2 separate regions of the Homo sapiens genome follow, and region 1 is linked to region 2. A link is a loop called in an ENCODE intact Hi-C map of the cell type or tissue named here. Cell type or tissue: PC-9. All regions are shown on one strand. Links, peaks and the distances in the headings refer to the core of each region. The heading gives the core; the rest is flanking DNA. Region 1 overlaps CLMP (CXADR like cell adhesion molecule). Region 2 has its middle 24 kb from the start of CLMP.

Region 1 (16,085 bases), core at 3,571-11,570, 100 kb before region 2:
CCTGAGCAACAGACCGAAACTTCTCAAAGAAAAAAAAATGGTGTTGGTACAAAGACCAAGGTGACAACCTGAGCTGCGGGCGTCAGTCAAGGGGGGCCGGATATTGAGCATCTACTTCCTTCCCAGTCTGTGGGTTAGTTTTAGAGGAGGAGAAAGATGGGGAAAAGGAGTGAGGGAAAAGGGAGAAGTTGAGGGAAAGGAAGGAAAGGGCTTATGCCATTTGGGCTTAATATGTTGACTGACTCTGTAACAGCGCTGTCTGATAAGAGAAAGAGCTCTACTGTTTAGTGAGTTTTCCATTACTGGAGTCATTCAAATGAGAGTGTGTGAGTAGCTGTAAAGGGGTCCTTATATGTGGATGTTAAACCCAATATTTAATGTCTTTTCTAACTATAATATTCTATGAACTACTAATAATTATGAGTGCTCAGTATATTCAAGGCCCTGTCTTAGTTGAATGTGATGCGAAATATAAAATACAAGTGTAAAATACTGTCGGTGTATTTTGTCACCATCAGTGAGCGCTTACACAATTTATACAAAAGGTCTAGTTTTGTGCCATTGTGTGTGTGGTTTTTGTGTGTGTGTGCCTCAGCTGGAGTGCAGTGGCACGATCTGGGCTCACTGCAACTTCTGCCTCCTGGGTTCAAGTGCCTCAGCCTTCCAAGTAGCTGGGATTACAGATGCACACCACCACACCCAGCTCATTTTTGTGTTTTTAGTAGAGACGGAGTTTCACCGTGTTGGCCTGGCTGGCATGGAACTCCTGACCTCAGGTGATCGGCCCACCGCAGCCTCCCAAAGTGCTGGGATTACAGGTGTGAGCCACCATGCCCGGCCATAGTTTTGTTCCATTATTAACATGACTTTTCAAGATTGTTGAAGGGACTTTTCAAGATTGTTGAAGCGCTTTTTCAAAGAACTGAAAAGAACTGGCCCATCCAACTACAGCATTTCTTTCCTTTCTGTTGCTCTTTTAATCCACAAGGGGGCAGAATTTACTTAGGGAGGATTAGCCAGGCCTCACCTTTAAGGTAGTTATTCTTAGTAACAAGGATTCTAATGGACAAAGAATGACAGACTACTTTGGATTTAAGCTTATAAGCACTTTGCTGCCATTTGTGGTTATGTGCTAAATTTCCAACCACGTGCATTGAATGTTCAAAGGCCCATGGAAAAAATGAAAATCTTAGAAAATACGGTTAGGCATTTGAGAGGAACTTTTCCCAGGAAATAGAAACGTACACTACTTTAATAACTTAAGATCACTGTTTTAACTTATTCCAACTGAAGCAGATGTTTACTTTGTTTGTCTAAGACCAAAAAAGACTTATTTATTTTTTTAGAGACGGTATTTCACCATGTTGGCCAGGTTGGTCTTGAACTCTGGGTCTCAAGTGATGCCCCTGGCTCGGAAAAAAACTTATTTTAATTGTGGAATTTATTATGAAACAAATCAATTCATCAGATGTGGTCAACTATGGCCTCTAGATAGTTAATAAGAAAAGGCAACGAGGAACGGAACACGTCTGCCCCAATGGCTTCAGGGAGATTAAGGAATTGGCAAAATAACTCTGAAGGCTCTTTCAAGCTTAAAGTTTAGTTTTTGTTCTAGGCCAGTAAATTACGAAACCCTGGAATGCTCTGACTATATGTAATGTAGAATCTCAAGCTTGGGCAGGCCCACAGAAGGTCATTTGGTCACTATCTTGCCTTCAGGCCAATTTCTTTCTTTCTTTTTCTTTTTCTTTTTTTTTTTTTTTTGAGACGGAGTTTTGCTCTTGTCGCCCAGGCTGGAGTGCAGTGGTGTGATCTCGGCTCACGGCAACCTCCGCCTCCAGGGTTGAAGTGATTCTCCTGCCTCAGCCTCCCAAGTAGCTGGGATTACAGGTGCCCGCTACCACGCTTGGCTAATTTTGTGTTTTCAGTAGAGATGGGGTTTCACTATGTTGGTTAGGCTGGTCCCGAACTCCTGACCTCAGGTGAGCCCCCCCACCTCGGCCTCCCAAAGTGCTGGGATCGCAGGCGTGAGCCGCTGTGCTCGGCCATCTGCAGGCCAATTTCATATTTAAAACTAGGCAGCTGAAATGTATCAAGTTATTTACATTCTCTTATTGTCACTGGGGATCTGAAATCACGGCAAAACGGTTCCAAGATCTTGACAGGTCTGTTAGTACCCATTTTTTTTTTTTTTTTTTTTTGAGACGAAGTCTCGCTCTGTCACCCAGGCTGGAGTGCAGTGGCGCAATCTTGGCTCACTGCAAGCTCCGCCTCCCGGGTTCACGCCATTCTCCTGCCTCAGCCTCCTGCATAGCTGGGACTACAGGTGCCCGCCACCACGCCCTGCTAATTTTTTGTATTTTTAGTAGAGACGGGGTTTCACCGTGTTAGGCAGGATGGTCTCGATCTCCTGACCTTGTGATCTGCCCTCCTCGACCTCCCAAAGTACTGGGATTACAGGCGTGAGCCACCACACTCACCCAGTACCCAATTTTTAATTATTGTATATCATAACATATTCAAGGATACTGATGCTACAACATTTTCTTAAACACCCCTTATGCTTCCAGTTGTGGGTACCACAAATTAGCAGGTACATTGACAAAATAATTGGCACCCAGAGGTGAGTAACCTGGAGTGCATATTTGTTCAATAAATGTGAGCAGCACCTGTTACCATTCTAGGTGCTGCCAGGGATACAGAAATGAATGACATTGTCTTTTGTGTATCAAGAGATCACAATCAAATAGAGACACAAAACAGGCACCCAGTTCAAGGCAGTGTACGATCGTCAGTATTGTGTAAGAGTCAAACTGTTTTAGGAATTTAGTGGAGGAAGATCACTAATGTGATCAGGGATGGCTTCATAGTAAAAGAAATGTTTATCCCAGACCTTGAAGAGTACGTTAGAATTTTAGCAGCTATACCTGGCAGGCGATGACCTTCCAGACTGAATGGCAGCCTTAGTGATTAGCAAACCAGTTGCCAAGCTGACTTCTGCGTTTGGCAGATCGGAACATCACTGTGGACCCTTCGTCCTGATAGGTTCTCAAAGTCTGGTGGTGGGAAGGAGGATGGTCAGTAATAAAACATACTGTGCCTGGAAGCTGCACTGCTATTCTACAGACTGGGGGTTGACTATTTGGGAGTAATGTTTTGTGTTGATTTCTCCAGTAATAATTGTCAGGATAAGGATAACAATCTGGTCCACAAAGATCACTCCACCATTCAGAAATACAGCAGGTACCTCTCTGAATTCTGTCCTTGATAATATGCTATTTATGGTTCCATGCATGTATTCATGTTTACACATGCAGAAACACACACACACAACTGCTTGAACACCCTGGCAAGAATGCCTGTGCCAGTACACAGATCAGGCAAGAATGTATGCTTTTGATTCCGAGACTCTCAGAGATCCAGATCTCATGCTAACCTATTTCATTGACATGTCTATTTATAGTCGCTGTCTCGTTCCAAATGTGAAGTCGCTTTCTAAATCTAAATCTTTTATTACCTTCGTCAGAGAGATTCGAACAGAGGCAGAGGGGGCGGGAATTAAAAATAGACACAGACTTACTATGAAAAAGAAAATAATCGATTGTTAGGGATCCATGGCCAGGAAGAATTGAGATTATGTTGATAATTAAAATCCACTGACAAATCCTCAATTCAGCCTTTAGTTTTATCCTGCCCCTTCCACTTTCCTATCAAAGCTAATAACGAAGAGAGAAGATGACTGGTTTGAACTTCATCCCTGCTCCTCTCATTCACTCTCCCTAAGGAGGGGCAGAAGAGCCATGAAACAAAGAATTGAAGGAGCTGCATTTTCTTTCCCTCCCTCCCTCCCTCCCTCCCTCTCTCCCTCCCTTCCTTCCTTCCTTTTTTTTTTTTTGAGATGGGGGAGTCTCACTGTGTTGCCCAGGCTGGTCTTGAACTCCTAGGCTCAAGCAATTCTTCCTCCTTGGCCTTCCAAAGGGCAAGGATTACAGGCGTGAGACACCACTCCCAGCCCTGCATTTTCTACTCACAGGAAAATCATGTCCTACATGATAAAAATCACAGATAGTACAAATTTGGCAACCTATAATTTTTAAAACCCCCAAATGTAACACTTCTTAATAATAGTAATTTTTGAGGACTTATTATGTGCAAAGCATTGGTACTTGATTTATATTCATTTCCATTTCTTCATCTTCTCAATAATCTTGTGAAGTAAGCACTATTATCTTCATTCTACAGACAGATACTGAAATGCAGAAAGATTAACTTGCCCAAGATCGCACAGATTACGAGGAATTGAGCCACTATTCTAATCCAGCCATTTAACTCTAAGACCTATACCCTGAACAGTATATTGGACTGCTACCCAGTATAGGTAGCTAACACAAATTTTTTGCTCTGGATTCCCCTTAAAGCTTTCACCTTCATGTTTTCTACTCTTGGTCATCTACAAAAAAGTATATATTGAGACAGGGTCTCGCTCTGTTGCCCAGGCTGAAGTGCAGTGGTGTGATCATAGCTCACTGCAGCCTGAATCTCCTAGGCTCAAGCGATCCTCCTGCCTCAGCCTCCTGAGCATCTGGAACTACAAGTGTGCACCAGCACACCTGGCTAATTTAAATTTTTTTTTTTTTGGTAGAGACAAGGTCTTGCTGTGTTGCCCAGGCTGGTCTCCAACTCCTGGGCTCAAGCGATCCTCTTTTCTAGGCTCTCAAAGTGCTGGGATTACAGGTGTGAGCCACTGCACCTGGCCTAGAAATGTTTTTCAATTTATTTTTCTTTACTTAGACTCCCATTTTTTACATATATATAAACTCACAGTCTTCTTTACTGTTATTTGGAATAGATTAAATATTATGATTCAACAATGGCATTTTAGAGTAGGCTTTCAGAAACTACATGTCATTAATGTAATGCTGATCAGAAACAAGTAGACACAAAAGAGTACATTCTATAGGATTCCATTCTATATGATTCCAGGGTACAGAAACAGAAAAAAAAAATCTGTGCTGTTAGAAGTCTAGGTAGTGGTTACTCCTGGAGTAAGCAGTAGTGAATATAAGGGAACATGGTGGGGCCTTCCAAGGTGCCGGTTCTATTTCTTGATTTGGGTGCTTGTTACTTGGGTGTGACCATTTCACGAAATTTGTTGAGCTCTTTATGATGGCTGTGTTCTTCTGTATGTATATTATATTTTATATTATCTATTGCTGCATACCAAATTGTCCCAGAACTTAGCAGCTCGAAACAATAAACGTGTTATCTCATAGTTTCTGTGGGTCAGGAATCTGAGCATGGCTTAGCTGGGTGGCTCTGACTCAGGGTCTCTCATGAAATACAAACTGTTGGATGGGGTTGTAGTCTCATCTGAAGGCTCGCATGAGGTGGAGGGAGATTTACTTCTAAACTCACTCATGAGGTTGTTAGCAGCTTTCAATCCTCACCATATGGACCTCTCCACAGGGCTGCCTCACCACACGGCAGCTGGCTTCCCCCAGGGTAGGTGATGCAAAAAAGAGCACAAGATGAGACGTCTCAGAGGAGACGTCTAATCTCTGCTGCCGTATTCTACTTGTTATAAGCAATTCAATAATTCCAGCCCACACTCAAGAAGAGAGGAATATTAAGAGGCAGGAATCATTAGGTGCAATCTTAAAGGCTGCCTACCACACACTTTAATAAAGCCTTAAAGGCCTGGCATGGTGGCTCACGCCTGTAATCCCAGCACTCTGGGATGCCGAGACAGGCGGATCACCTGAGATCAGTAGTTCGAGAGCAGCCTGGCCAACATGATGAAACCCTGTGTATACTAAAAGTACAAAAAATTAGCCAGGCATGGTGGCAGGCACCTGTAATCCCAGCTACTCAGGAGACTGAGGCAGGAGAATCGCTTGAACCCAGGAGGTGGAGGTCACATTGAGCCGAGATCACACCACTGCATGCCAGCCTGGGCAATAAGAGTGAAACTCCATCTCAAAAATAAATAAATAAATAAAGCCTTAAAAATTATCCATATGTGTCCTCTGCCTCCCCACTCACAATAACAATCATTGTCTTCTTATAGAATTAAAAATGCTTTCACAATTCACTAGATTTTTGGCAACCACAACATCTCGTAAGAGTAGGTTATGACATGAATTCTTCTTTCTGTTTTACAGAAATGTAATAAGCTTGATATGACCACTTTTATGTTTGCAAAGCACTTTTCAGATTTCACAATTCTTTTTCATACATATTTTGAGTTTTATTATGCAGAATAAGTGAGAATTGTAGTTTAGTGTTATTTCCCTATGACAAATTCCAGGAAAATATATTATCAGGGTGGCATGAACAACGTTATAGTTTATATTATTTATAGAGGATAAAAGGTCTCAGCCAGGCATGGTAACTCACACCTGTAATCCCAGCACTTTGGGAGGCCAAGGCGAGTGGATCACCTGAGGTTAGGAGTTCGAGACCAGCCTGGCCAACATGGTGAAACACCATCTCTACTAAAAATACAAAAATTAGCCAGGAGTGGTGGCGGGTGCCACCCTGAATACTCTGAAATACTAATTTCACAGTATTATCTGATAATACTCTGAAAATTGTAAAATGCATATAATATACCAGTCACTGTGCACTAAGGGATATAAATATATATGTATATATATAATTTCATTTAATCAGAACAATCCTACAAAGCAAAATTTTGCCTCATTTTACAGAGTAAAACCTGAGACTTAGAAAGGCCTATTTGCTAAGATCTAAGAGATAATAATTGGTAGAGCCAAAATTTCAACTAAGTTTGACTTGAGACCTTTTATCTTTTTTAAAAAATTTTTTATTTTTTATTTTTTATTATTATTTTTTAGCCAGAGTGTTGCCCTGCTGCCCAGGCTGGAGTGCAGTGGTACGATCTCAGCTCACTGCAGCCTCTGCCTCCTGAGTTCAAGCAATTCTCCTGCTTCAGCCTCCCAAGTAGCTGGGATTACAGGCACTCGCCACCATGCCTGGCTAATTTTTGTATTTTTAGTAGAGATGGGGTTTCACCATGTTGGCCAGGCTGGTCTCGAACTCCTAACCTCAGGTGATCCACTCGCCTTGGCCTCCCAAAGCACTGGGATTACAGGCGTGAGCCACCATGCCTGGCTGAGACCTTTCATCCGCTATAAATACAATAAACTATAATGCTGTGCGTGCCACCCTGATAATAAATTTTCCTGTAATTTGTCATAGGGCAATTTTTACAAAAGCTGTACCATCCTGATCTTAGCAGGAAAAAAGGAATTATCTTCAAAGAGTATGGCAGGTAGAATATGAAAGGCAGTAATTCACTCTCTTTATGGCATTTGTGTACAGCACTAAAGAATGTGGCGGTCTTCCTCCAAGACACTGATGCTACTCACCTATGATCACTGGGGAGAAATCTTTGGAATATATTCTTATGAATGTGTTCATGGAAAGCTGACCATATGCATCATACCATTCATTTAATATACACTTTTTAAGTGGCTTTAAAACAACCAGTGTATAGGTTCGCAAAGACTGCAATAAACTTTTTTTTCTTTTTTTGAGATGGAGTCTCTCTCTGTTGCCCAGGCTGGAGTGCAGTAGCACAATCTTGGCTCACTGCAACCTCTGCCTCCGGAGTTCAAGCGATTCTCCTGTCTCAGCCTCCCAAGTAGCTGGGATTATAGGCATGCACCACCATGCCTGGCTAATTTTTCTTTTGTATTTTTAATAGAGACAAGGTTTCAACATGTTGGCCAGGCTAGTCTCGAACTCCTGACCTCAGGTGATCTTCCTGCCTTGGCCTCCCAAAGTGCTGGGATTACAGGCATAAGCCACCAAGCCCAGCCAAGACTGCAATAAACTTTAATCTGCTTCTTACATCAAATGTGTGAGCAGAACTATAATCAAACTTAGCTCATGCTTGACAAAGAAAATATTGGAGCTTCTTTTCTGCCAGAGACAGATCAGGGCAATTAAAAACCTGGACCTCGATCTGTATGCAACTAAATGATGGTATGCAGATAAATGGACTAACCCAGACTTCCACTTTTCTCATTAAAGTGGCAAGAATAGACCTGGCATTGCAATTTGGCTCCGACACCCAGTTTATATCCCAGCAGAAAATGTCGCGTCTCAGCAAGGGAGGATTTGTAATGCCAAGTCATTTCCCCTGACTTTACTTTCTTCCTGTCCTTCCCTCACACCCAAATGACTCAAATGGCTGCCTCACACTCACGTACTCATTCATTCACTCATGTATTTACTCAAATGACCTAACTATGAGTCTTGAGTTTGTCTTGCCAGGGGATTGTCTTCCAGGTGATCTTTGCATTTTCTTTTCTTTTCTTTCTTTCTTTCTTTCTTTCTTTCTTTCTTTCTTTCTTTCTTTCTTTCTTTCTTTCTTTCTTTCTTTCTCTCTCTCTCTCTCTCTCTCTCTCTCTCTCTCTCTCTCTCTCTCCCTCTCCCTCTCTCTCTCTCTCTCTCTCTCTCTCTCTCTCTCTCTTTCTTTTTTTGAGATGGAGTTTCACTCTTGTTGCCCAGGCTGGAGTGCAATGGCATGATCTTGGCTCACCACAACCTCCACCTCCCGGGATCAAGCGATTCCCCTGCCTCAGCCTCCCGAGTAGCTGGAATTACAGGCACGCGCCACCACACCCAGCTAATTTTGTATTTTTAGTAGAGAGGGGGTTTCTCCATGTTGGTCAGACTGGTCTCAAACTCCCGACCTCAGGTGATCCGCCTGCCTCGGCCTCCCAAAGTGCTGGGATTACAGGCATTATTCACCATGCCCGGCTGATCTTTGCGTTTTCATCAGAGCATCAAACCAGTTCTGGCTGACTGCCTTTCCTGTAGACCTGGTGTGCTTACAGGGGTAACGAAGAACAAGAAATCACCCAAGTACTTTAATATCTAAGATGGGCAGTTCACAAATCTAATTAATTATTAGCATCCCTTAAAAAGCTTTTTCGAATAACGTAATGTAAGCATATGGTAAACATTCAAACAGAACAAAATAGTATACAGTGAAAAGTAAGTCTGTCTCACAGTGACCCTCAGTTTTCCTCCTACCAGTTCATATGCATTTTATGTCTCACATTATTTTGTTGTTTTTTTTTTGAGACTGAGTCTGGCTTTGTTGCTCAGACTGGAGTACAGCGGTGCAATGTCTGCTCACAGCAATCTCTGCCTCCTGGATTCAAGCGATTCTCCTGTCTCAGCCTCCCCAGTAGTTGGGATTAGAGGCACACGCCACCAAGCCCAGCTAATTTTTGTATTTTTATTAGAGACAAGGTTTCACCATGTTGGCTAGGCTGGTCTCGAACTCCTGACCTCAGGTGATCCACCCACTCTGGCCTCCCAAACTGCTGGAATTACAGGTGTGAGCCACCGCGCCTGGCATAGGGTCTTATCTTTATTCCTGGAGTTGTAAAATTTTACTATGATGGGTTTTGGTATAAGACTTTTTCCCATTCACTTATTTTGATGTGCCTTTTAATCTAAAGACTCATTTAAATGTCAGGAAATGTTGTTGTACTATTTAAAAATAATTCTGCTGAGTTCAGTGACTCAAGCCTCTAATCCCAGTGCTTTGGGAGGCAAAGGTGTAAGGATTGCTTGAGCCCAGGAGATTGAGACCAACCTGGGCAACACAGTGAGACCCCATCTCCACAAAAATATAAAAGTAATACTAAATAAAAATACAAATAATTCATGTCATTTTCCCTTCTTTTTCATACACCCATCTTTCAGATGTTGGACCTCCTGGATTGATCCTCTATTTTTTTTTAGATCTTTTCTCTCATGTTGTTTGGTTGAGTTGTTCCAAGAGTTTGTCAAGAGATCTCTTGGATGGCATTATAAGATAATTGTTAAAATCAGCAATTCAAATACCAGAAAAATTATTTTCTAGTTCTACAAGCTTGGGCAAGTTCTTTATCCTCTCTTAGTTTTCTTGTCTATAAAATGGAGGAAATAATTGTATTCAATTATTTGATGATTAAATGATGATTATTAAAGCATGTTATGAGAATCGAGTTAGTTTTAATACATGTCTGAAACATAGTAAATGTTCAATAAATTTTGCTATTATTGTTGTTATTATTATCCTATTCTTGTTTGATGGATACAGTGTCTTCCATTATGTCTCTCAGGATATTAATCACAGGGTTCCTTGCATAGTCTTTGTTTCTATTCGCTTTTCTCTTACTTTTCTCAAACGTCTCATGTTATATTCAGAGATACTAAAAAGCTGTTTGGGGCCGGGCGCGGTGGCTCACGCTTGTAATCCCAGCACTTTGGGAGGCCGAGGTGGGAGGATCACGAGGTCAGGAGATCGAGACCATCCTTGGTAACATGGTGAAACCCCCTCTCTACTAAAACTACAAAAAATTAGCTGGGCATGGTGTGGCAGGAGCCTGTAGTCCCAGCTACTTGGGAGGCTGAGGCAGGAGAATGACATGAATCTGGAGGTGAAGCTTGCAGTGAGCCAAGATCCCGCCACTGCACTCCAGCCTGGGCGACAGAGCGAGACTCCGTCTCAAAAAAAAAAAAAAAAAAAAGCTGTTTGGATATGCTGAGAATGAGCAGGACTTGTACAGTGGGCTTCTTTGTAGGCTGTTTGATTGTGGGATTCCCAACGTCAGTGTCTGTAGGCCTTTTTTCTGAAGCTGTTGAATTACTCCAGAGAAAAATTCTTGTTTTTGTTTTGTTTTGTTTTGTTTTGTTTTTGAGATGGTGTCTCGTTCTGTCGTCCAGGCTAGAGTGCAGTGGCACAATCTCGGGTCACTGCAATCTCCACCTCCCAGGTTCAAGCAATTCTCCTGCCTCAGCCTCCTGAGTATCTGGGACTACAGGCATGTGCCACCAGGCCCATCTAATTTTTGTATTTTTAGTAGAGACGGGGTTTCACCATGTTGGCCAGGCTGGTCTGGAATTCCTGGCCTCAAGTGATCTGCCTGCCTTGGCCTCCCAAAGTGCTGGGATTACAGGTGTGAGCCACCTCACCTGGCCAGAGAAAAATTTTAAAATCACATATCTGTCAGTGGGAGGTGGGTAATGGCTGCCAATGTTCTCTGAGCTGGGTGGGTTTAGTGGGTCAGGAGTATACCTATACAGATTCCAGTCCTTGAGCCTTTTAATAAACTGGCTTATAACCACTGGGGTTTCAGCCACTGTGTTTTGGTAAGTCAGTTACCTCTCTTCCACCTGCTTTCATCAGCCAAACATTTGTTGACATTTCTCTTTCACCTTTATTTCCTTCCCCATTTTCAGCCACCTGAGTAGCTGGTACTGACTACAGGCACGTGCCCTTGCGTCCGGCTAATTTTTGTATTTTTTGTAGAGATGGGGTTTTGCCATGTTGCCAGGCTAGTCTTGAACTCCTGGACTCAAGCAATCCGCCTGCCTACGGCCTCCCAAAGTGCTGGGATTGGGAACCACTGTGTCTGGCCCTTTACTTTCATTTTAGTGGGTTTTGGGGAGGAAACAGAGAAAAATACATGTGTTCAATCTACCACATTACCTAAAATATCCGTAAGTGATTTAGGGGGCAGGTACTGTCTTCTAGACTATAGACATTTTCTCTGCTCCGTTTTTATTTTTTAATTTTTTTAGAGATAGGGTCTTGCTATGTTGCCCAGGCTGGTCTTGAACTCTTGGGTTCAAGAGACCCTCTCAAGCTTTCCTAGTACTGGGATTACAGGCGTGAGCCACTGTGCCAGGTACTCTGCTCCATTTTTGAAAGCAACAAAATATTTAATTAGATCTGTGGCTTTTTATCCTCCCACTTCCCCTGTTCAACAGACAGTCATCATTGGCAGGGTTGTGTCTGTCGACTGCGATACTGACTGTGATATTGGCTCTCTAACCCTGGGACAGATAGGACAGTCCTCCGGGAAACAGAACAGCTTGTCCGTGTACTCAGGAAGCTCATGTGGGATACACGGTGGCCACACTCCTACTGGAAAGCTTTTCTGTTGCGACACCCTCTGCTCAGCATGATAGAAAAGGAGAAAAAGCTTTTATTTCCCAATAGGCTCTCTCTTATCCCGAGAACCTTATCTGGGAAAAAGGTAGCAGAGAAACGTGAAAGCAAGTTTCATCAGGAATGAGGAAATTGCCACTCATTTTGCTAATTTTGACCTATGAAACCCAAAGAGAAAACGTGTGTGGGATTTTGTTTTCATGTCTTGTGTTTTTCTTACTTTCCCCCTCTCTTCCTCCCTGTCTTCCCTCCTTTCCTTCTTCCTTTCTTTCTACTCACCAGGCATGTTGTATTTAAGCTATTTTGGTTCAGACTAAGGGAAATGAATCAAGGCTTTCGGAACAAATTAAAGAAGTACACAAATGCTCAGGATGAAGCCTTCATGTCCAATAGAAACGAAGGCCTGCTCTGCTCAAAATAACTCGTTCTTGCACCCTCATCCCTTTTGCTGTGTTTGCAGCTTGGAAACCCTACCAGACACCGAGGCCTTCTTAGGAAAAATATTTGTTTAAATCTTTCGCTTTCTCTGTGGTCTTTAAAAGCCACTAAGCCACTCTGGTTTCTAGTCCAGGAATCAGCTTTTCTGGGCGTATCATATTGCCCAGCTGTGACCCTTCCAGGCACGTGAACTCTGCAGAATTCTAGCAGAGATCTGAAGATTTTTTTCTTTTCTTTCTTTCTTTCTTTCCTTTTTTTTTTTTTTTTTTAAGACAGAGTCTTGCTCTGTCACTCAGGTTGGAGTGCAGTGGTGTGATCTTGGCTCACTGCAGCCTCCACCTCCCGGGTTCAAGCCATTCTCGTGGATCAGCCTCCCAAGTAGCTGGGATTACAGGCATGTGCCACCACACTGGCTAATTTTTGAATTTTTGTAGAGACAGTGCTTCACCATGTTGGCTAGGCTGGTCTTGAACTGCTGGCCTCAAGTGATCTGCCCACCTCAGCCTCCCAAAGTGCTGGGATTACAGGGGTAATCCCACTGTGCCTGGCCAAGGTTTTTGTACATGAGAAATTGGTGGCGAGTCCCATGAGGAAGTGCGGCGTACACACAGGCAGATTTCCTTCACCATTAGTTCCTGTGTCAATCAGGGAACCCGCAATGAGACCATGTATTATGTACAGCATTGTACAGGGATTTTGTGGAAAATGTGAGAATAGACACAATCCATACACAATTCCTGACTCCTGTCCTCATGTAGCATCCAGTGTAGTTGTAAGGCATGTGAAAAAATTAGCAAATACTTTAAGACAGCACAAAATTGACACTACCTCTAATGCTGTGGCAGCTCAGAGGAGATGGCGACCCATAAATGATGAAAATCAGTGCAGGAAATGAGACATGAGAGACAAATGGAGGGAAAATGCAAAGGAGAAAGGCAGGAACGAGCTCTGGATGATTGGGTGGGAATGAACTCATTACTCAGGGTTAGACTGCAAGGGAAAGAGAAAAGGAGCAGTGAGGAGAGAGCGATTCATTTGATGGGAGAGTTAGGAGAAGGAAACTTCTAGGTAAATATTATTGGAATTGGCCTACAGAGAACAGCCCTGTTATATTTTTTTGGTTGTTATTTTTAGTTTAACAACAAGTGTCCGCTTTTATCTATAATTTTCTTTTTCTTTCTTTTTTTGTAGAGATGGGGGTCTTGCTATGTTCCCTAGGCTGGTCTCGAACTCCTGGCCTCAAGTGATCCTCTTGCTTTGGCCTCCCAAAGTGTTGGGATTACAGGCATGAACTACCACGCACAGCTTACGGTTTTCCCAGTTGATTGGTTTGCTAATCTTTGAGATTAATCCAGAGGCAAGCAGAGATCTATTTCACCCCTACCCCACAAAACCCCTCTTAAATATCCAAGATTTTTGGTGGGCTGTGGTGTCACAGGTGAGTGAATTGAAATCATTAGGTAGTTGGATGTATTTCATTCAGCATGCAGGACTATCTGGCAGCAGAGACTAGAAGGGCCAAATCCTACTTCTCTGGATTTTGCCTCTGCAATAATCTAACAACCATCTGCTTACATCACTTTTTAGAATAACCAGTCATTTAATGTCGTTCATTCATTTAATAAATACTTATTGAACACTTGCTATATGTCAGTCACCATCTGCAGCGCTGGGCATACAGCAGTGAACAAAACGGATATTCTCCTTATTTTGTCCTTCTCAGAAATGCGTACATATCCCTGAGGGTCTTGGGCAGTGAGACAGAAACATATAGCATTCTAAAATAATTATGTAATCAATATTTTCTTGGAGTGTCAGTTTACTAAATAAGTAATTGAAAACACTGCCCTGTATTTAAATATATACATATGGAGTGGAATACAAAATTTAAATGCATTTCTTTTTTGAGACAGGGTCTGGCTCTGTCACCCAGGCTGGAGTGCAGTGGTGAGATCCCGGTTCACTGCAACATTTGCCTCCTAAGCTCAAGTGATCCTCCCACCTTAGCCTCCTGAGTAGCTGGGACAATAGGTGTGCACTACCATGCCTAGCTAATTTTCTGTATTTTTAGCAGAGACAGGGTTTCACCATGTTGCCTAGATGGGTCTTGAACTCCTGAGCTCAGGCAATCCGCCTGCCTCGGCCTCCTACAGTGCTGAGATTAAGAGCAAGAGCCACCACACCTGGCCTTATATGCATTTTTAAGCTAAAGCAAGACTTTAAAGAAATGCAATTTGTTCTGGGCTATGTCCCAAATCTCCAAGGTCCGCATGTACACTCCTCTGCCTTTAGAAGCACTCATGGAGAAGTTTGCAAAGCACTGCCCTACTTAATCTTGAGTGGCCTTACCACTGCCTACAAGATCAAGAGGAGACTCCTGCATGAACACTCAAGGTTCTTCAGGATGTGGACCGGGGCCACGTTCCCCAGCACTCACTCTCCCTTCCCTCCCTCCCTCCTCCCTCCCTCCTCCCTCCCTCCTTCCTCCCTTCTTCCTCCCTTCCCTTCCCTTCCCTTCCCTTCCCTCCCCTTCCCTCCCCTCCCCTCCCTCCCTTCCTCCCTCCCTCCCTCCCTCCTTTCTTTCTTCTTTTCTTTTCTTTCTTTCTTTTTTTTGAGACAGAGTCTTGCTCTGTTGCCCAGCCTGGAGTGCAGTGGCACGATCTCAGCTCACTGCAACCTCTGCCTCCCGGGTTCAAGTGATTCTCCTGCCTCAGCCTCCCAAGTAGCTGTGATTACAGGCATGTGCCACCACGCCTGGCTAATTTTTTTGTATTTTTAGTAGAGACGGGGTTTCACCGTGTTGGCCAGGCTGGTCTCAAACTCCTGACCTCATGTGATCTGCCCGCCTCCGCCTCCCAAAGTGCTTGGATTACAGGCATGAGCCACTGCGCCCAGCCCACTCTCTTTGCTTTCTGCTCTCTCTTCGCACAGCAGGAGCACATAGGAAGCACCCACTGGACAATGTGCTGGGCTAGAGTATAACAAAGACAACTTCTTAGCCACACCCACCATGTGCTACTCACACTGCTCATTGCCTCACCCTCCCTGCTTAGAAAATCTTTTCCTCTCTTCCAAGGGGCCAGCCTGAATATATTGCTTCGCCTGAATAGCATGAATTTCTTTTTTATCCATTTTCCTATAATACTCTGTAGACACTTCTGTAATAGATCTTACATTTTGTCATGCCTATATAGTGTCTCATCTTTTCTCCTACTGCATGTTAAATTCCCCAGGCAGGGCCATTCTTTTCAATTCTTCTTTGTATTTACACAGTGCTTGTCACCAAATAGGCCCTCAATGGATGTAAGCCGAATTAATTAAGTTTTCAGAGAGACATGCAAATTCTCTGGGAAGTTCATCTGAAAATATTAAGTAATGTATTAATTAATTTATCAATATATTAATCAACTATTTACCAGTCCTATTTTTTGTAGAGACGGGAGTCTCAGTGTGTTGCTCAGGCTGGTCTTGAACTCCTGGACTCAAGAATGCTCCAGCCTCAGCGTTTCAGTGTGTGAGGATTAAAGGTGTGAGCCACTGCACCTGGTCTCCTGCCTTTCTACTCTTGAGCTAAGTTTATGAAGACAGTAATAAGAAAACAGAACTAGGCTGGGTGCAGTAGCTCACGCCTGTAATCCCAGCACTTTGGGAGGCCGAGGTGGGTGGA
Region 2 (16,085 bases), core at 4,338-12,337:
CGGCTCACTGCAAGCTCCGCCTCCCAGGTTCACGCCATTCTCCTGCCTCAGCCTCCTGAGTAGCTGGGACTACAGGCGCCCGCCACCACGCCTGGCTAATTTTTTTTGTATTTTTAGTAGAGACGGGGTTTCACTGTGGTCTCGATCTCCTGACGTCGTGATCCGCCTGCCTCGGCCTCCCAAAGTGTTGGGATTACAGGCGTGAGTCACCGCGCCCGACCAATTCCTCTTTTAAACACAAAGAAGCAGTCACTTATTTTGCCCCTTAAAATTGTCACCAAGTCTCCGTGCAACATATGCAGACTCTAACAAAGGGCAATGCAAAAGAAGCTCATCCCTGGATCAGTTAAAAATAAAAGGGCTGCAGTCTGTGCTTCCTAGAGTGTGTTCTGCATCCAGCAGCCTGATCCTAATGATAAACAAATAATATTCTACTCTGGGGGGCGGGTAAAGCTCTGGAGAGCAGAAATATGTGCACGGTTCAAGAGGCTTAGTGCAGTAGGCAGGAGCTGGGAGGCTTGGAGTCTGGGTGGTCTGCAAGTCACAGATTGTGGATGGAGACTGCTCTGGTTCCCCAACCCCCCTTCTCATGGAAATCCCTCTGTTCTGAGTCTGCAGCTCCCCTTCCCCTTGCTCTGCTCCCTTTATTCTGCTCCACTTCCATGCCCAATTATGGAGCAGAAAAACTAGAGGGGCAAAGGAAGGAGGGTGAAGGAAATTTGGAAAAACTCAAGTAGTCATACATATCCTTAAGCCAGTCAAGAAGAGGTGAGGCCGACGGCACTTGGGTGGGAGTGTACGCAAAGGGAAACGGCTGTCGAGAAGTCTGGGCATGACCGTGGCTGGGGAGTGGAGTCTCTGCTCAAGGCATGTCTTCTTTTGATCCCCATCCAAGGATTCCCAGTCCCTAAAGTGCCAAGAGGGCCTCAGCCAAGCGTGGACTCTTTTGTGCCTTTGTCATCGAGGTGTCATAAGCAACGCCACAGAAAGGTGCTAATAGCACAGTGCTTTTCAGACTGGGTTACTTCAGCCTCTTGGATTAGGGGAACTACAGAAGATTTATGGAACACCTTGATGGGATTCAATTTTACCAAAGACTTTTTTTTCAGGGGGGATTGCTATTTTTAGTATTAAAATAATTGTGAGTATATGATGAAATAGAATGTAAAATTTTAATGAATTTATGAAGATAAACACAAGAATTTAAAGACGTGTCCCAATTCTAGTGGCCTATTTAAAGAGGTATTTTCTTTCTCCCGTCCTTAGGAGTATTTGGGGAGAATGTGACGGGAGCTGCCCGATGTTCCCGGGGATCGATGAGCTGTTAGGGTTCTGGGATCTCCGCCCACCTGACTGGTCATCTCTTATTTCCTGTCAGCCCGTGAGGCTGGCTATTTCATGGTCTCCTGGGATGGGCTCACCCTTTCCTTTCTCCAAGCTTTTGTCCAAACAGTCACTTATGTTTGAGACAAGCTATCACCTTCTGACAACCACATCATGTCTCTTCTTCTCTTTACAATGAAATTGAAGGTCATTTTTTTCCCAGGAAGATTTCTCCGACTAAGCTAGGAGAACTGACTCTCCAAAGAGAATCTATAAGAATACCAGGCTGGGATGCCAAAACTACATGCTGATACAAAGCATTTGCAAAGGTTTGTATAAAACTTATTGCACAAAACTGTCAAATGCCTGTCTTATTTAGTAATCATTAAAACCCCATGAATTATACAGGGCAAGGATTATTTATAATTCTCATCTACCAGCCAAGTGATGGAGCATGGCAGAGGTTAAGTAACTTGCCCAAAACCACACAACTAGGAAGTGGTTCTTTTGACTCTCTAAAGAAAAATTATCCAAAACTTGGAAATAAAGGGGGAGAGTGACTGCGTGTTCTCTCAGTGTCACACTGGGGCACTGTTTAAAAACTCTTCTAAAGATTATTTAGTTCTGTAGGCAAAGTCAGCTTCCTGGGCATGCAACCTGTGCCATCATTATCCTAAACTCAGAACCCTGAGTTTAGGGGGGCCCCTCATTTGTTTAATGCTCAGCTGTTGCTGTCTTGAAATTCTCTTTTTTTTTTTTTTTTTTTTTGAGACAGAGTTTCACTCCTGTCTTCCAGGCTGGAGTTCAGTAGCACCATTTCGGCTCACTGCAACCTCGGCCTCCCAGATTCAAGTGATTCTCCTGCCTCAGCCTCCCAAGTAGCTGGGGTTACAGGCGTCTGCTACCACACCCGGCTAATTTTTGTATTTTTAGTAGAGACGGGGTTTCACCAATGTTTGCCAGGCTAGTCTTGAACTCCTGACCTCAAGTGATCTCTCTGCCAGAGCCTCCCAAAGTGCTAGAATTACAGGCATGAGCCACCATGCCCGACCTAAATTCTTCAAAATTTTTGAACAAAGGCCTCTGAATTTTTTTTGCACTGGGTCCAGCAAATTGTGTAGTTGATTCTGTCTCCAGGATAATAAATATCCCAACTGACCTTGTTATTTGCAATTAAGGGCTCAGCTCTGTGAAGTTGCCTGTTAACCTGTAGATATGGATCCGGTAGGGAAGCAAATGATTTCTGTCCATTAGCAAGTGTAATCTATACTTTTATTGCCCTGTGGAACATTAACTAGATTTGTCCCTGACTTTAAAAAACTTCCTGCGGTGCGCCTTTCCCTACGGGCTATAAAAACCCTGCTTCCTCAATTGCTCTTGGCGTCAGCTTTCCCATCTTACTGATTCCCTTTATGGATTAATAAATTAAATGACATCTTTGACAAGTGCTCATTTTATTCTGGAAGAGAATTATGTTTTTAAGTCTTTTCGGGAAATTATGCTTTGAAAGCTTTGCATTCCAAGCTCCTTCCATCATATTATGCTACTGAAGTCGCACTTTTCTCTTCCATCTGCTGATCGGGAGCCCACGCCGAGTCTGTTTGCGCACTGATGTTTACGCATTTTAGGCACAACTATTATTTTTGCTTGTCTTCTCACTCTTGGTATCCTGTAAATTCTTTTAAAATTGTATTTACTGATTTTTAAAAAGTGGATAATACATCCGCATGGTTCAAATTCAAAAGTTCAAAGGGTATATAGTGAAAATTTCGCTCCCATCACTATCCCAGGCACCCAGTTTTCTTCTCCAAGACAACATGTATGACTTCTACCATTTAATTTTACATATACCTTCAAATATGTGTATATATTCTTTTTGTTTGTTTTTTTCTACAAATAGTAGAACGAATATTCATATCATTGTCCTGCAACTTCCTCCTTTCACTTAACAATATATTCTGGAGGTTATTGAATTTTAGTGCATAAGGAACAAAAAACTGAAAAAAACCTCCCTCATTGTTTTATGGCTATATACTATTCCACTGGATAGGTTTACCATAATTTAACCATTATTTTATTTATGTGTGTGTATGATCTAAATGCCTCAAAGTGGATCTTATTAATAGATATTTAGTTGTTCACTATTGTTTGATATAATGAGCAATGATGCATTGAATAACTGTGTACATATATAGTTTTGCATGTGTGTATATGTATATATATACATATATATATACACACACATATAGATATATACATATATACATGAGATAAATGCCCAGAAATGAAATTGGTTGGTCAAAGAACATATACATTTATAATTTCTGACGTTTTTGAGAAATTACTCTCCAGCAAGGTTGTATCAATTTATTTCCACTTCTGCCGGGAATGTTCCAGAGCCCTTGCCAACACCACAACAGAGTGTATTTTGACATTTTTCAACTTCGAGATGGGAGATGGTATCTCATAGTTTTTACTTGCATTTCTTTAGTTAATAATGAGATGAAGCTTTTAAAATATATTTGAGAATAATTTCTTTTTCTGGGAACTGCCTTTTCATATCCACTGCCAATTTTTCTATTCGCTCACTAGTCTGTGATATAAGTGGTAAATATCATCTTCCCCTAGATTGTCTTTTTTAAAAAATAAAAAACTTTGTTTATGGTGGTTTTACTATGTGGACTTTTGTTTGATGCTGTCGAATTTGTCAATATTTCTTTCTATGGCTTCTAGTTTTCTGTCAGAGTTAGAAAGGTTTTCCCCAACTGGGATGATGAGAAAGAACCCTCCCAGGTTTCTTTTGGTAAGTTTATGGTCCCATGTTTCACATATAAATCTTTGATTCATTTGGAGTTTATTCTGGTGTTAGATACAAAATATGATTTCAACTTTATTTTTTCCCAAATGGTTCCCATATTGTCCCTAAGCTGTCTATAAAATAATCTTTTTCCACAGATTGGAGATCTCAGCTTGATTATTCACTAATTTGCCATATGTACTTGTGTTTGTTTTTTAAGTTTTCTCCCCATGCCATGATCTGTCTGTTTATTGCATGAGTACTGTATGATTTATGTTAATGTAACTTTAGAATATATTTAGTATCTGGTAAGGCAAGTGCTCTCCTTATTATATTTCTTTTCCTTTTTTTTTTTTCTTTTTGAGATGGAGTCTCGCTGTGTCACCCAGGCTGGAGTACAATGGCGCTGATCTCAGCTCACTGCAACCTCCGCCTCCTGAGTTCAAGGAATTTTCCTGCGTTAGCCTCCTAAGTAGCTGGGATTACAGGCGCACACCAACACACCTGGCTAATTTTTGTATTTTTAGTAGAGATAGGGTTTTGCCATGTTGGCCAGGCTGGTCTTGAACTCCTGACCTCAGGTGATCTGCCCACCTCGGCCTCCCAGAGTGTTGGGATTACAGGTGTGAGCCACCACGTCCCGCCCCTATTATATTTCTTTTAAAACATTTCCAGGACAAAACTTAATGTTTCTTTTTCCATGTCAACTCTAGAATCAGCTTGACTAGTTAAAACAAAACAAAACAAAAAACAAATTGATATTTCATTGAGAGTGCATTGCATTTATGGATATGTTGGGGAGAATTGGCTTCCTAATAATGCTACACTTGGCTACCAGAAATCATGATAAGCCTTTCCATTTAATCAAGTTTCCCATCTAGTTTAGTGGCAGCATTTTAATATTTTGATCATCTTGCATAACTCTTAAGTTTATTACCAGGTATTGTTTGTATAAAATAGATGTTTCCTTTTATCTTTTTGTTGTTTTCATATATGAAAGTTACTGAATTCTGCGTGTAATTGTGTATGAGCCAGCTTATTGAGTTTCCTTGTCCTGTTAACTCTAACACCCCACACAAAGTCCCACACCAAGTTCCTAACATAACTAATTGTTGACTGAGTGACCCTTTATCTGCCGTCTTGGGAGTTGGGGCTGCTGCTGTTTCTTTTTTTTTTTCTTTTTCTTTTTTTTTTTTTTTTTTTTGAGACGGAGTCTTGCTCTGTCGCCCAGGCTGGAGTGCAGTGGCGCGATCTCGGCTCACTGCAACTTCCGCCTCCCGGGTTCTAGCAATTCTCCTGCCCCAGCCTCCCGAGCAGCTGGGACTACAGGCGCACACCGCCACGCCCAGCTAATTTGTGTTTGTATTTTAGTAGAGACAGGGTTTCACCGTGTTGCCAAAGCCGGTCTTGAACTCCTGAGCTCAGGCAATCCACCGACCTCAGCCTCCCGAAGTGTTAGGATTACAGGCGTGAGCCACCACGCCCAGCCGGGGGTTGGGGCTTCTTAAGGTTTCAAGACAGTTAATGCTGAGGGAGAAACAGGAAACACTGATTTCATCTATTGTTCCAGGATAAAGAGTAGATCATTAGCAATTTCTTCGCTCATTCTTAGGGATTTCTTTGAAAGTTGGCTTTTAGTGCCAGTGTTAGGGCTTCTGAATGGCTTGCTGAGATCTGCTCTGTGGTCTCAGGAATGACTTTTTTTTTTTTTTTAACTTAAAAACCTAAAAAAATTACTTTGGGAGTGACTAGGTAAGGGAGGTTATCCTCATCTAACCAGAGATCCAGCCTGAATTTATGCACACCGTGGGGACAGAAGAATTGGGTATGGGAAAGAGCCGCTGTGCAACATTATTGAAGCTCCACGGAAGTTTCACAACAGGGATCCTTTTATGGGGTCAGATAGAGATCATGCTGTCTGTCTGAGATCAGATGGACCCATTAAAAAAACAATATTAAGGCCGGGTGCGGTGGCTCACGCCTGTAATCCCCAGCGCTTTGGGAGGCCGAGGCAGGTGGACCATTTGAGGTCAGAAGCTTGAGACCAGCCTGGCCAACATGGTGAAACCACGTCTCTACTAAAAATACAAAAATTAGCCCATTGTGGTGGCACACGCCTGTAATCGTAGCTACTCAGGAGACTGAGGCTGGAGAATACCTTGAACCCGGAAGGCGGAGGTTGCAGTAAGCTGAGATTGCCCCACTGCACTCCAGCCTGGGTGACACAGGGATACTTTGTCTCAAAAAGAAAAACGAAAACAAATCCACACACACATTTTGGGAGGCCGAGGCAGGAAGATCACCTGAGGTTAGGAGTTTGAAACCAGCCTGGCCGACTTGGTGAAATTCTTTTTTTTTGTTTGTTTTTTTTGAGACAGAGTCTCGCTCTGTCTCCCAGGCTGGAGTGCAGTGGCGCGATCTCGGTTCACTGCAAGCTCTGCCTCCCGGGTTTTACGCCATTCTCCTGCCTTAGCCTCCCAAGTAGCTGGGACTACAGGCGTGCACCACCTACGCCCGGCTAATTTTTTTTGTATTTTTAGTAGAGATGGGGTTTCACCGTATTAGCCAGGATGGTCTCGAACTCCTGACCTTGTGATCCGCCCCCCTCGGCCTCCCAAAGTGCTGGGATTACAGGCGTGAGCCACCATGCCCGGCAACTTGGTGTAATTCTGTCTCTACTAAAAATACAAAAAATTAGCCAGGCGTAGTAGTGGGTGCCTGTAATCCCAGCTACTCACGAAGCTAAGGCAGGAGAATCGCTTGAACCCAGGAGGTGGAGGTTGCAGTGAGCCAAGATCACACTACTGCACTCCAGCTTGGGCGACAGAGGAAGACACCGTCTCAAAAACAAAAACAAAAAACAAAACAAACAACCCCCCCCCCCACCCTCACCCTCCAATATTAGTCATTACTCTGTAAAGGTTCCAGAAAAAGTTTGTTACATCCATTTTGGGTTTTCAATTTAGTATCATTGGAATTCGACTGGAATTCTAAAGGGTTAAAAGAAATCCTAGCATTTGACCTAAATACTCTTAGAAGGCTCTCTCTCTCTCTCTCTCTGGCAATGTTTAACACCTCAGAATGAAAATACATGAGCTCATTGGAATTGCTAGAAAAGGGCACGGCAGTTTTTCACACTTCTTTTGCCAGCAAGATAGCACTTTAATTTGAGCCTGATTTTTTTCTCACCCTGGAGGGGAGATGGGGTTACTCGTTGGGGCTCTGGGGCCTCCATTCTGCCTGCTTCTTTGGTGGGTATTAGCATGAGAAAACACAAGAGTAGTTTGACTTCCTATATTTTTCCAATGTTGCCTGAGAATCTGGGGCTCAAATTGCAGCATCAGGGAGTAAAATTATATGCCAGGGTCTCAAAGCCTTTGTCCATCACTTTCTCTCATCCTTATTCTTTATTAAAAGTCTTGCTAATTAAAAAAAAATCTAAGTTCAAAAGTTCAGATAAACTCCCTTAAGTCTGTGACCTGATTTTCTTCAGCTTGAATCGTGTTAGGTCCTGGATATGGAGTTTTTAGTTCTTCTTTATGATTTTGTTACAGGCATTTGAACCAGAGCAACTTCATTGTGGATAGCGGCTGGGTAAAATGAGGCTGAGACTTCCTGGGCTGCATTCCTAGGAGGTTAGGCATTCTTAGTCACAGGATGAGATAGGAGGTCAGCACAAGATACAGGTCATAAAGACCTTGATGATAAAGTGGGTTGCAGTAATGAAAGCCAGCCAAGACCCAAAACCAAGATGGCCATGAGAGAGACCTCTGGCCATCTTCACTGCTCATTATACGCTAATTATAATGCATTAGCATGCTAAAAGACACTCCCACCAACGCCATGACAGTTTATAGATGCCATGGTAACATCCGGAAGTTACCCTATGTGGTCTAAAAAGGGGAGGAACCCTCAGCTTCAGGAATTGCTCACCCCTTTCCCAGAAAACTCGTGAATAATCCACTCCTTGTTTAGCATATAATCAAGAAATAACTATAAGTATCCTTATAGCTTAAGCTTAAGCTGCTGCTCTGCTTATGGAGTAGCCACTGTTTTATTCCTTTATTTTCTTAATAAACTTGCTTTTGCTTTGCACTGTGGACTTGCCCCGAATTCTTTCTTGCACAAGATCCAAGAACCCTCTCTTGGGGTCTGGATCGGGACCCCTTTCCGGTAACAGTTTCTGGAGACACAGTGCTGTGTCAGATGAGAGCATGACGAGGTGGGTATGTTTTCATCAGCTGATTGCTGCAAAGAAAAACTTGCCAACTAACTGGGTCTGGGTCACTCTCTACTATAGTAGCAGCATAATTGCAATCTGATCGGCTAACCAGAGATTCCTGGTCTGCTTATTTTTCCTGGGTTTATTTGCCTCGGTGCTCTGAGACATCCATGTTATGTCTTTCTGTTTATACTCTTCTTGACCGAAACCTTAGAATATGAAGTAAGACGAAAGAAAGCCAGCTGGAGAAGCTGTCAGTTCAGCAGGTTTGGGCCATGGTCCCAAAAGACACTATTCCCTGAATCATGCCTGGTGTGACCCATTTCCTTCTGTCTGCCTGCTGCTCCATCCTCTGTGCTTGAGGCCCGGCTCTGTCCTCCAGCCAACACCAGGACGACTGGGTGTGTGGACCCTGACCCTTACAACCTGACTCACCACAGCTCTGCAGGGTGCCCTGAGAGCCCACAAGGCTCTGGGTGCTGGGGAGACAAATATTTAAAAGACAGGCACCCTGGCCTTGAGGAACTCTCAGAGGTTTGCCCTCAGCTCCTTTATTTGAAAGAGTGAACTTAACTGGGGCTCCCACCTTTGAGGAAATCTTACCAAGAATTTAAAGAAAGCCTAGAAGAGGCCAGGCGAGGTGGCTCATGCCTGTAATCCCAGCACTTTGGGAGGCCGAGGTGGGAGGATCGCTTGAGGCCAGGAGTTCAAGACCAGCCTGGCCAACATGGTGAAACCCTGTCTCTACTAAAAATAAAATAATAAAATAAAATAAAATAAAATAAAATAAAATAAAATAAAATAAAATAAAATAAAGCAAGCCCAGAAGAGAAATATGATCGATAACTTATAAGGTGGCCTCTGGTTCTTCTGAGAAGGTGAAGAAGAACTAGACATACTTAGGCAAAAAATAGCCACCTGCAGGAGAAAAGACAGCTTCCTTCCCCTGCCTTCTCTGGTGAGAGAATCCTTTCAGCCCATTTCCTGATTCTCACTTATAATCATACCTGGGCGGTCTTGAAGTGTACTTGGGTATCATGCTATTCTGGAAAGAGCCTGGGACTAGGAGGAGGCAGCTTTGGGATCTAATCCAAACCATTGTGTGACCTTGGGCAAATGCCTTAACTTTTCTATGGGATTAGTTTATTTGGGAAATTGCCTTCCCTACTTCATCAGGATATTGTGAAAAATCACTATGTATCTATATATGAGTGTGAATTTACATAGATGGAATAAAATATACGCAATACACACAATAAAATATACACATACACATAAATTTAAAATTTTCACAATAAATAGTTATCATTTATTGAGCAGCCCTTAGTTATTAGGCATTGTGTTAAGTCTTTTACATATGTTAGCTTGTAGTTACTCACAATATTCTTGCAAGACAGGTGATAGCAACCTCTCCTCGCTCCACTGCCTCCACCACACACTATATTATAGATGAGGAAACTGAGGCTTAGAGAGGCAAGGAAGTTTACTCAAGCTCACAGAGAAAGTTTCTTTTTTTTTTTAATCTCTTTTTTTTTGAGACAGAGTTTCACTCTTGTTGTCCAGGCTGGAGTGCAATGGCGCGATCTCAGCTCACTGCAACCTCCGCCTCCCGCGTTCAAGCAATTCTCCTGCCTCAGCCTCCTGAGTAGCTGGGATTACAGGCATGTGCCACCACGCCCAGCTAATTTTGTATTTTTAGTAGAGACAGGGTTTCTCCATGTTGGACAGGCTGGTCTCGAACTCCCAACCTCAGGTGATCCACCCACCTTGGCCTCCCAAAGTGCTGGGATTACAGGTGTGAGCCACTGCACCCGGCCTAGAGAAAGTTTCTTTTGGATAGTAGCCAACACTGTGTCATGCAGCAATAGGTCCTCGGTAATGATGACTTCAAAGGCAATCATGATGCTTCTCCATTGAATCTTCTTTCGTATGGCTCCTTCTTCCCATATCTGGAAGATTGTTTTTGATTGCAACATAGGCCGTCAAGCTCCTAGACATCTTTAATCTGTTGTGGGCTTCTCACACTGTGTTCCATAGAAGAGCTATGCAATTTAGGGGAATTCTGCCAGTGGCTTGACATCCCCAGCCTGGGGCTCATTTGGGTTTGGTTCATCGTCCAGCGTTCATGAACATTTCCATCTCAGCTCCTTACCCTCCTCTTTCCCCACTCTATGCCTCAGCACGATGAACTTTGCTCTGTTTCAAGTCCATGCCCCAGGCTTTCCCACGTTTCTGCTTTTGCTCAAATTCTTTGCTCCATTGCTCCATCTGGAATGCCCTTCTGTCTCCTTCTTTGCCAAATTTCTAAATATTACTTATCCTTATGGTCTTCTGTAAGGTCCTTTTTCTTCATGAAGCCTTTCCTAATCTGTTTAGCTGGAAATGGTTATAGGACATTCTTTATTTCCTTTTAGTGGAACATTCCTTATTTCTCCTTGTAAACGTATGCTTTCTGAAGGTTAAGTTCATGTCCAGTTCATATTTGAACTTCCAGTCTGTAATACATGTCTTTATATGTAATAGCCATGTGTTCATTTACTCAACGAATAAATCAGTCAGTAAATGAGTATATAAATCTTGAGGGAGTTCTGAATTGTGTGTGGTGTTAAAGATGTGCCAGGAGAATTGTACTTGTTTATTTATTAAGCACATACTGGGTTTAAGATCCTCTGCCAATATTTATTACACAATTTTTTTTGTCTTAGCATTTACGGTCTCTAATAAACAAATATGAATAACAAAGAAAAGAGCACACACCAAGAGAAATACATTAAACCAAATTTTAAAAAATGTGTTTTATGTGATGATGAAGGGAAGGGTAATTGTGAAAGAGACTGCAATTAGGAAAAAGAGTTCCAAGGTCTGACAAAGGGGAGTGCCATGGACTGAATGTTTATGTCTCCCCCAAATTTACCTGGTGAAATCCTAACCCCCAATGTGATGGTATTAAGAGGTGGGACTTTTGGGAGGTGAGAAGGTCATGAGGATGGAGCCCCTATGAATGGGATTAGTGCCCTTATAAAAGATAACCCAGAGAACCCTTTAGCCTTCTTTCCACCATGTGAGGAGACAAGGAGAAGACAGCAGTGAACAACCTGGAAGAGGGCCCTGACCATAGTGGCACCCTGATCTCGAACTTCCAGCTTCCAGAACTGTGAGAAATAAATTTCTGTTGTTCTTAAACCACCTAGTTTGTGGTACTTTGCTATAGCGGTCCAAACAGACTAAGACAAGGAGGGAAGATTAAATGACTGAGAGAAAAATGGTGTTTGAACATGGATTGAGAAGCTACCAGATGACACTATACAAAACATACACTTGTTTTCTAAGACCCTCTATGTTTTATAGGACATCTACTCAACCTATAAACATCTACTGAGAAAGCACCTTGAACTAGAGGTTGGGGTTACAAAGGTCAAAATGGCCCACTTCCCGCCCTTGCATTCTGCAGAAGTTTGTTTCGGAATGCTCTGGGAGGAGAGAGGGAGAACTCTTAGTGTGCAGGGAGGTCTCACAGAGGTGATGACCCTCAACCAAGGCCTGAGGAAGCAGTGTGGTGTGAAGTTTCAGAGTATAGACTCTAGAGTCAGACAGGAGGCTGATATGGTTTGGATTTGTGTTCCCACCCAAATCTCATGTTGAATTGTCATTCCCAATGTTGAAGGAGGGGCCTGGTGGGAGGTCATTGGATCATGGGGGCAGATTTCCCCTTTCCTGTTCTCGAGATAGTGAGTTCTCATGAAATCTGGTTGTTTAAAAGTGTGTAGCACCTCCCCTGTCTCTCTCTTCCTCCTGCTCCAGCCATGTAAGACATGCCTCCTTCCTCTTCACCTTCCGCCATGATTGTAAGTTTCCTGAGGCCTTCCCAGCCATGATTCCTGTACAGCCTGCAGAACTGTGAGCCAATTAAACTTCTTTTCTTTATAAATTACCCAGTCTCAGGTAGTTCTTTATAGCAATGTGAGAACAGACTAATACAGAGGCAGACTGCTTGGACGGGATCTAATCCTGCCATTAACAATTCCTATGGTTTGAATGTTTGTTTCCTCCTAAACTCATGTTGAAACTTAATCCCAATGTAGCAGTATTGAGAGTTGGGGCCTTCAAAAGTTGATTGGGTCATGAGGGTTCTGCCCACATGAGTAGAGTAATCCATTTATGGATTAATGGGTGAATGGGTTGTCATGGGAGTGGGACTGGTGGCGTTATAAGAGGAGAAAGAGAGACCTGAGCTAGTACACTCAGCCCCTTCACCACATAATGTCCAGCACTATCTGGAGACACTGCAGGGTCCCCATCAGCAAGAGGGCCATCACTAGATGTGGCCCCTTGACCTTGGACTTCTCAGCCTCCATAAAAGTAAGAAATAAGTTTCTTTATATATTACCCAGTTTCATGTATTCTGTTATAAGCAACAGAAAATGAACTAAGACAACTATTAACATAATTCTGACATGTAAGCAAGGCTCAGTCTCTTTCTCTGTAAAATGTGATAGTTATATTACCTATACACAGAGTTATGAAGATTAAATGAGAAAATCCCCAGCCTCTAGGTAGGACTGCCTCATCCCACCCAAGACTGACTCTTCTTTCAAGATTCAAGTGAATTGGGAGGCCAAGGCGGGCAGATTACGAGGTCAGGAGATCGAGACCATCCTGGCTAACATGGTGTAACTCTGTCTCTACTAAAAATACAAAAAATTAGTCGGGCATGGTGGCATGTGCCTGTAATTCCAGCTACTCAGGAGGCTGAGGCAGGAGAATCGCTTGAACCCAGGAGGGGGAGGTTGTAGTGAGCCGAGATTGTGCCACTGCACTCCAGCCAGGGCGACAAAGCAAGACTCCATCTCAAAAAAAAAAAAAAAAAAAAAAAGGATTCAAGTGAAAGTGCCTCTTGATTCACTCAGAAGTTGACTTTGTTCATTTTTTGTTTCACCAAAAGTGATGGAAGGATGGGCTGGTTAAGCAGATAACTTTTCTCTAAAGAGTATTAAAGTTGAGCTAAAGGATTTTTTAAAGGTTGTGGATCCAGATCCCCAGATTAGCACTTACATACAATGATAACTTATAGAAATATAAGACAGCCCAAGGCTGGCAATGAATAGGCTTATTTTCTAGCATGTTATTGGATGGGGAAGAGGAGACAGAGGACTCTTTATCCAGCTGCGGGGACTCTAAATTTGGCAGGTTAGTTCTGTGTGAGGAGGATGAGGGGCTCCTAAGAGAGTTTGTACCCTGTGCCATTGATTATTGGAGAGTAGATCTTTCTTTCCCTGGTATTTTTTTCACTGGCATCCTATTGCAATGGAAGTATCTGACTGTTTATTATAGCACATATGAGCAGTGCCTTTAAAACTAGGGAGAATGCACCTATGTTTCCAATTTCCGTCTTCAGCAAAAATTGCTTTCATATAAACTTTATGGTACCAATTATATAAATTGTGCCTATATAAATAGTAGGGTTAAAAGCAGTTAGAGATTTAGAGATTATTAAAGTTATATTTTTGGGGGTGGAGTTGTATTTTCATTTAGTCATAATCTCCTGTTACAAATGAACATTTTGTATTTCATTGCTAAGATAAAATAATAGAAACAAAACAGCAGGACTGGAGAGAGAAATGAACAGAAAGAATCGATTGAGTGAGGAGGAAGTTGGGAAAGAGGGCAGCAAGTGGAGAAAGATTGGAAGGGAGAAGTGGGTAGAGAAAGGAGGTAAATACAGAAGAAGGATATATGGTTTGATAGAAGAAATAAGACCTAGTGTTGATAGATTAGTGGGGTGACTATAGTTGACAATAATCTATTGTACATTCCAGAATAGTTAGAAGAGAATAATTCAAAGGTTTCTAGCATAGAGAAAAGACACATATTTAAGGTGATGAATATTTCAAGTATGTTAATTTTATCTTTACAAATTATATGAATGTATTTAATTATCATATGTACCATGAAACTAGTACATCTATTATGCATCAATTTAAAAAAAGACAGGCTGGATGTGGTGGCTCACACCTATAATCCCAACATTTTGGGTGGCTGAGGTGGGCGGATCACTTGAGCCCAGGAATTCAAGACCAGCCTGGGCAAAACAGCGAGCCCCCCATCTCTATGTTAAACAACAATAACAACATACAAATAAAAGTTTAAAAGCACAGAAGGAAAAACAATGTTTGGTAATTAGAGTTGAGCCTAGGGGTGGCTGTGACATCTGAACAATGTTAAGCAGGTCCAAACAAATAAAATCTCCATTCAAAAGTTTCCCTCATTCATTTGGAAAACCATTCTGGGAGGGCATTTGAACCTTTATTTATTTCAGGCACTCTTTATAACTACAGATCCCTTTGCGTATATAAGTGTACCAAACAATGTCGCCTGGGGGTTTTCTCTAATTTTTTTTTGCAGTAAATAAATCTCCCTGGGTAGATGGCTGTATTGTGCAGACAAGGTCCAAGGCCCTACCTTCCTCTCGCACTCCCTCAGCAGTGCTTCCATCTGTTTGCACCACTCCGCACACACACCCAGAAGGTGGGCAAACACAGGAGATGGCACCTCTGATAAAGGCTCCTGTGTGGATGGTGGTGGCTGGAGGTGGAAGTGGTCAGGGACTCTGCCTGCTGTAACACCCCACATGCTGGTGCAGAGGGACATTCGGTGGATAGTTTTGTCTTGGTTTGACCTCCCTATTTCCTGCCAAACGATGGCCCCATCTTCTCCAAACATGAAGAACACTTTCTCATGGAAGGCTCCTAGATGTCGATAGAGATTAGTAAAAGTTCTGTTAAGCTGTAATTAGCTTACTTTTGATCAACCTGCATATTCCTATTGAATTTTTATTTGTCGATCTCTCTTCAGCCTGCATGCTCCTAGAAGGCTTACAGGGCTCTATCTTTTGTGCCTCTTAACACGTCAGTTTCTGGTATGGTTGTCCTTACAAAGAAGAAACATGATCAGAACTCCCTCCTCTTCTCCCCTCCACCTCTAAATTTTCCGGCTGGTGCTCATCCATTCCCTTTTCCCCATCTCAGGAGGTGGGCTCCTTTTTCTTGTTGAACACGAATGCCTCCACCTCTGCTCTGGGGCAGTTCCTTCTGTTCCCCAGGGACCTTGTTCCATCCATTGTCTCCAACTCTCCTTCCACCTGTCCTTCTCCACTGGATCCTTCTCTTGGCACGTGCATGTGTGCATTTGCTTGTTTCTCTTATTTAAAAGAAATCCATCCTTCCTTGACCCAAACCTCCTTTCTCTTCTATTCATATCAAAGCTCTTAGAAAAAGGAAACCACGCTCAAAGTTAATTGTTATCTGTTCTTGTAACAAAAGAATATCCTTAACTTATTTATTTCATCCTTATTTTTTATATATAAAATTCATCCTTATTTTAACTTGTTTATTTCAAAGCAAACATTGTCCTATTTATTTTTTTTTTTTGCTTATAAAAGTAGTACATTCTCATTCAAAAGCTTAGACAACACACAAAGAAAATCAAAAGTAGTAGTAATCAATAACCCCAGAATTCAGAGACTATCGCCATAGCACTGTGGGCCCTGCACCAATAACCGTGTTCTTCCATCTTCCTTTGTGGCAAACTTTAGGTATTGACCTCAACTCACATGTGTCACAGTTACAGACATATCCGGAAGACCCTTTTATGCTCTTAAAGTTAGTAAAGACCTCCAGGAGCTTTAGTTTGTGCACGTTACATCTATTGAGATTTATCATATTCAATGTTAAAAGAGTTTAAAAT

Evidence for each region. Hi-C counts contacts between places; a loop is a spot of excess contacts. Peaks named below come from ENCODE experiments on the same cell type or tissue, not always from the same donor. Only the 100,000 strongest peaks of a DNase experiment are listed, where the experiment ranks them.
Region 1: a loop joins it to region 2, with 13 times the contacts of the local background. A loop is called at or near these places in 1 of 110 quality-filtered maps.

The regions. Positions count from the first base shown.
Region 1 is chr11:123,110,591-123,126,675 of GRCh38, forward strand. The region is part of intron 1 of CLMP (CXADR like cell adhesion molecule); the gene reads right to left. Among named protein-coding and RNA genes, the nearest start is that of HSPA8, 56 kb to the left of the region's middle. In PC-9, for the core only: CTCF peaks have their summits at 8,353 and 8,565; a DNase peak (open chromatin) is centred at 8,211; H3K27ac peaks cover 4,352 bases.
Region 2 is chr11:123,210,831-123,226,915 of GRCh38, forward strand. No RefSeq gene overlaps it. Among named protein-coding and RNA genes, the nearest start is that of CLMP, 24 kb to the left of the region's middle. RefSeq lists enhancers at 5,430-6,162, 8,216-8,716. In PC-9, for the core only: no CTCF peak of the experiment used is centred there; no DNase peak of the experiment used is centred there; H3K27ac peaks cover 1,375 bases.